Linked DNA regions of Mus musculus: region 1 is linked to region 2. A link is a loop called in an ENCODE intact Hi-C map of the cell type or tissue named here. Cell type or tissue: gastrocnemius. All regions are shown on one strand. Links, peaks and the distances in the headings refer to the core of each region. The heading gives the core; the rest is flanking DNA.

Region 1 (2,915 bases), core at 294-2,793, 300 kb after region 2:
CTGATGTGATAAGCCATGAAGCCTGCTTCAATTATAGGCATTTTATACATACATATACACACACACACACACACATATATATATATATCATTATAAGTACATTTTTTGTTAACCCAGTTTACTGTGTCAAATGTGACTTTTTGAAAATGTTGGCTACAAAGCTCACAAAAGCCTGGGTAAGAAATTCTGACAAGCTAAGATACAATTCATGGCCAGCAGAGACAATTATAGAACTACAGAAAAACCACAGCAGCTTCTGATGTAAAATAAGTAGAAATATTAGCATACAACAAAGCCAAGAAGCAGACTGTTGTATCAAGTTAAAAAGTAAAATATGCAGGTCAAATGTCAAATGTGAAGTTATTTTAATGCAAAGAAAATCTCTAACAATATGGAATAGAATTACTTTTAGTGCAACTCACATGCTAACCAAATAATTCACAATATAAGAAAGAGTCAACAGTAGAGGAAAGAGCTTTAATAATTTACCGTGTGAGAGGGAAAGGTTTTACTTTGTTGCTAAACGGCAGCATCACAGTGGCTAGGCTTCACACAGCAAGAAGCCTCCGAGAAAAGGCAAGTGCATACAGTAAGTAAACTTCATAAAGCAGAGAGCAAAGCTAAGTACTAGCCACCTCTACATGGCAAGAATACATTTTTAAAGTACAAAAATCAAGATAATGTACAGGGAACTGCATTTCTTCCAACTAGACATTTGTATTAAATAATTCAATTGGTTTTGGTACCATTTATTAATTTATACTTAATGGCTCATAAAAATACAACATGGTATTCAGTTTAATGAAAACATATCACTTTTATAAAATTTATAATGAGGTGCTTTTTTGTTTTATATTATCACCTTTTTAAAATGAGCTAATTCAAAAAAGCTATAAAGATTCGTTGAAAGCCAGTACAGGAAACTTAAGAACTTATTTTCCTAAAACAGCTTTTAAGACATGAGCATGAACTGCCTAATGAGTCCCACAGTCAGGCTTGTGTAAGGGCCAACCTGCAGCTTTCAAAAAGGTCTCTCCGTATTCTCAAAAAGGCTCATCAGTACAGCCTGCCAACAAACATTTCTAACAGGTGTGGTGTGGTGTAGTGGTGTGTGTGTGTGCACATGTGTGCATGACGGTGTGGGTTAATTTGCAGCACTAGGGGGGTTTGAAATATTTTCGAGGATTTTTACAAGCAGGATCCCTTCTTCTTAGAACAGTTTAACATCACTAACAGCAACAAACATCATATTCATCTTATTTTCTTTAAAAAAGGTAATCTCTGTAAATGTCCACTTTGATTTACTTTCAGAATCAACCTAAAAATAAATTATCTGTAACCCTCAGAAGTCTTTTCAACTCTCTGTGGACACTTAATTAGCTTACTATCAGATGTATTTTTAAGCCAACTTCAAAAGCAAAAATCTAGGAAATGTCTTACATCTTCTCAAACAAAAAATATCTTAAACCCTCCCTTTCTCACAAGCAGGTTTGCATGCAATGCCCCCTGGTGGCACAGATAAACTCTTAGCAGGGCATATGTGTTCAGAAGTCGTGCATTCCTTGAAATATCAACTACATCTTTCAACTATTCTACCGTCCTCCCAAATGAATTTTTATTCTACCGTTGAAAAATCGTATGTATTTAGAAACTTTAAAGCCTCTAAGCAATTAACTGCATGTATGCACATGATGGTTTCCTCAGTCTTTAAATTATAAAAGCAGCAATACATTTTTTCACAAAGCAATTTTGTACTTAAGTTTTCATTTCAAATAAGAGAATGTTTAGGAAGGGGGATAAGGCTGGGGTAACCAAGTTGCTTTGTAAAATTACACTGTATAATTAATTCCATGGTAAGAATGTTTTTATGGTGTGTTTTGGTGACCTTTTATTACCATCAAGTTCACAATGCTGGTGGGCTGCCTTTTAATCCCTCCGCAGACAAAAGCCCTAAATAAACACAGATCCCTTCCTGGGAAAAAGTCCACTCTGGTTAAATAGTAAGGAAATGAGTAAATCATTAGTAATCTTTAAAGCCAAAGCTATAAACTCAAGTTACCTTCAGCTGAAATGAAAGTGTCCTGCAAGAGTTTCAAAGTTCTGTCACAGATAGACATCTCCAGCTCTTGACTCCAGACTAGGCGCCAGCTGATAAACAAACAATTTAAGTCAAGAGCTGGAGAATTCCCAGCTTTTTCATTTAATGGCCCTGGCCAAGAATATTTATTGCCTCTAGTTTTATTCTCACTTAGCTCTAAGAGGGAATTTAAACTCATCATTATCTTAAAGCCCCATACAAACATCGGGCAGCTCACCTGAGGCAGCTCCTCTTACTGGGTACTAGTTTGAGCCTCTACTATAAGTGATGTAATAATATAAACTAATTAACCACAGTTTTATGTTGACTTTTTAACAAGCTAAATAAATTTTGTTCAATATAGTTTATATTCCCACTTGGGATAGTAACGATTCCAAAAAGTTTAACTTTACAGTTTTCAGTACAAACCCAGCAGCCGAACAGAGAAGGGCAAAGCTTTTCTCTCCCTTCCCACAAGCTTGGAGTCCTGGTTGGTCTTGCCACCCTATTCAAGCCTGCAATGAGCCTGCTTCTTCTGAGTCAGATATGGACTCCTTCCCATTAGCCTCACTGTTGCAGCGTAGACAGAGTGCAAGGTCTAAGATGTAGATGTTGGATCATGCAAACTTGTTTTTATATGAGTACTAATAAGAATATCAAAGTTCAAACCAATTAAAGACCGTGAGATATCATCAAATATTTTTAAGTACTAATTCAAAGTTTGCTATTACAAATCCCAGGTCCAAAAGTCAGTTACATAGTTACTATTATGTCTTTCTTAAAATTATTTCTGAATTTTAGAAAAATCTCATCTCTACACAGGATTTTAAATCAAAAT
Region 2 (2,915 bases), core at 293-2,792:
ATTTTTTTAGGCATGGATATCTGTGCATTGTGTGCATGCCTGGTGTCTGTAAATACCCAAAGAGGGCATCAGACCCCCTGGAAGCAGAGTTACAATGAGCTGTAAGCTGCCATGTGGGTGCTGGGTATAGCACCCTGTCCTCTGGAAGAGCAGCCAGTGTTCCCAACCCTGAGCATCTATCTCTCCAGCCCCTCATATGGAGAATGCTTTCAAACCTCTGACCTGCCTGCCTTCCTCTCCTGAGTGCTGGGATTGCATGCATGGGCTGCCACACCTAGTTTATGCCATGCTGGTAGTGAAACCTAGAACCTCACGCCTTCTAGGCATGCATCCTACCAGCTGAGCTGCATCCCCAGTGCCTTTAATTCCAGCACTCAGGAGGCAGAGGCAGAGGCAGAGGCAGAGGCAGAGGCAGAGGCAGAGGCAGAGGCAGAGGCAGAGGCAGAGGCAGAGGCAGAGGCAGAGGCAGAGGCAGAGGCAGAGGCAGAGGCAGAGGCAGAGGCAGAGGCAGAGGCAGAGGCAGAGGCAGAGGCAGAGGCAGAGGCAGAGGCAGAGGCAGAGGCAGAGGCAGAGGCAGAGGCAGAGGCAGAGGCAGAGGCAGAGGCAGAGGCAGAGGCAGAGGCAGAGGCAGAGGCAGAGGCAGAGGCAGAGGCAGAGGCAGAGGCAGAGGCAGAGGCAGAGGCAGAGGCAGAGGCAGAGGCAGAGGCAGAGGCAGAGGCAGAGGCAGAGGCAGAGGCAGAGGCAGAGGCAGAGGCAATCTCTGAGTTGGAGACCAGCCTAACCTAAAGTGAGTTCCAGGACAGTCAGGGCTACACAGAAACAAACAAACAAACAAACAACCACTTGTCTCCAAAAATGAAACACAAAACAAACAAATCAAAACAACAACAAAAGAGCTACTTAGAAGTGATAAAGAATAGAGATACTCAAATATGCATACGTGTGTATGTGTGTGCAACCTTTAAGGTACTCTTTTAGAAACCCATCTCAGGCAAAGGACCACAGACGTGATGAAATCTACAGAGCAGCACTTCTAATCTTGAATGTGCTTTGTAATCATTTGAGGGGCTTGTTGAAACATATTACTGAACCCAAGGCTAAGAATTTTTGATTCAGAAGATCCCAGAATGGAGTTCCCAGATGCTGTACAGACCACACTTCAAGACCACTGTCTAGGTGAATCTGAGAAGGGTTGCTTGTTGATCAATAGGCCTCAAAAAGTAAGGAAAGAGTTGTCCAAGACCTGTAGGCAAAGCAATATCCAGAGGCTCCACAGCCTGGGCTGGCTGAGTCTTATCAAGTGGAACAATGCACGCTGGGAACACGACTGGACTGAGTGGATATATTGGCTGACAAGTGAAAATTATAACGACTTCTATCCTATAACTGTATGCTTGCTACAGTTCTTACGGGGGTGGGGGGTATTTCTGCGTTGGTTCTCAAATGACTGGGGAGGAGGCAGGGTGGCATAAGAGAGATAGGTCCATTTTCCCACCTGTAGTTAATTACCAGTCTTTGGAACCGAGACTATGTGGGCGGAGACCTCGCATCCAGCTCTCCTGGAGTCTAACCCCAGGGCAGACGCACCAGGAGCGAGGCTCACTACCGTGCCATGATCAACCGACCTCTAGCTATGCAGGATTCACGTGCCTGTAGTGGCAGAACCCTGGCATTTGAGCCAGTGAGGATGCGACTTCCGCCTCTGGCGATCGGCAGTGGGGGGCGCACCAAGACAGCAGTTCGTGAGCGGTGCTTTGTCACCGCAGCAGCAAGGGGCGGAGGATACAGGACCGGGCTGCAAAGACCGGATGGGACGCCTGACTGGCTCTCAGCTTGAAAGGGACATTTAGGGGATTGTGCAGCTGCACCTGGTGCCGCTGTGATGGTGAACGGAAGGGATATAGACGCCATGACGAGTCAGCCGGGGCGCACAGTACTCTCCTAGCCCGCGGCGCTTGTTTTCTGAGCTGACATCACTTCCATGTCTCGCTCGCTGCCACAATCTGATCCACCCTGTGTCCCAAGGTCGCAGCACCAGCACACCCTCAGGGCCTGGGAGCGAGCAGTTTGTCTACAATGAGGCACCCTGCGGGTTAACTATTTTTTCCTGTACTTTCTGTATTCTCTGCTTAACAGCCGTAGCCGCAGCCACCCAGCCAATTCGGGAAGGGTGGCCCTTGTCCAGATCTTTCCATACCTGAAGCATCTGATTACCTGGATGTTGGGGAATGTGATGTGATACAGTTTCTGGTCCTTGAGAGCACAGGGAAAATGTCCTAATCTGGCCTTTGGAAGCTTCTTGACTTAAGTTAAAATCGTTCATTCACTTCTAGCTGCGTGCCTCTCAATCTGAGACCATTTTTCGTCTCAGAGACTGTGAAGCTCAATTAGCCTGGAGGTTGGTCAGTCTGGGTTGGGAGTGGACACTATGAAAGTCAGCTTCCACAAATCTCCAAACCAAACCAAAGAGAGGTTTGGCTGCACAGACCAGTTAGACTTGCTGTTCCAGGCCGACTACGGAGTGCAGGGGCATTTTTCCCACCCAGTTATCACTGGTGCTGGATGTCTGGCTCCATGCATCTCCTATCTGGGACAAAGGACTGGGAAAGAGGAACCGGGTGTTGACATCTTCCTAGGCTGGGGATCCAGAGAAGACAGAGACCAGCACTCAAAGGGTTTGGTTAGGGTCAATTCAGATTCCTTGTAGACTCCTTAGTCTGATATTACAGTGGGTCTCCCTCTTATTACCATCAGTGAATGGGGTGAACAGGGCAAGGACACTGTATGAGAAAGTTAGAGCTGACTCAAGTCCTTCAGCTCATGGAAAGGCTTGCCTTTGGAGAAAATTGTAAAAAGCAGAGCAAGCACTGGTATAGGGGTACATGCAGAGAGAAGCAGGAGACTCATCCAGTTGG

What was found. Peaks named below come from ENCODE experiments on the same cell type or tissue, not always from the same donor. Only the 100,000 strongest peaks of a DNase experiment are listed, where the experiment ranks them.
Region 1: it touches region 2 in a loop (4-fold over the local background); 8 of 42 quality-filtered maps call a loop at or near these places.

What each region holds. Positions count from the first base shown.
Region 1 is chr6:52,599,808-52,602,722 of GRCm38, forward strand. All of the region lies in intron 4 of Hibadh (3-hydroxyisobutyrate dehydrogenase), which reads right to left. Among named protein-coding and RNA genes, the nearest start is that of Gm33047, 21 kb to the left of the region's middle. In gastrocnemius, for the core only: a CTCF peak has its summit at 1,521 (motif pointing left); a DNase peak (open chromatin) is centred at 1,507.
Region 2 is chr6:52,304,340-52,307,254 of GRCm38, forward strand. No RefSeq gene overlaps it. Among named protein-coding and RNA genes, the nearest start is that of Evx1, 7.7 kb to the right of the region's middle. In gastrocnemius, for the core only: a CTCF peak has its summit at 1,722; a DNase peak (open chromatin) is centred at 1,734; H3K4me3 peaks cover 778 bases; H3K27ac peaks cover 205 bases.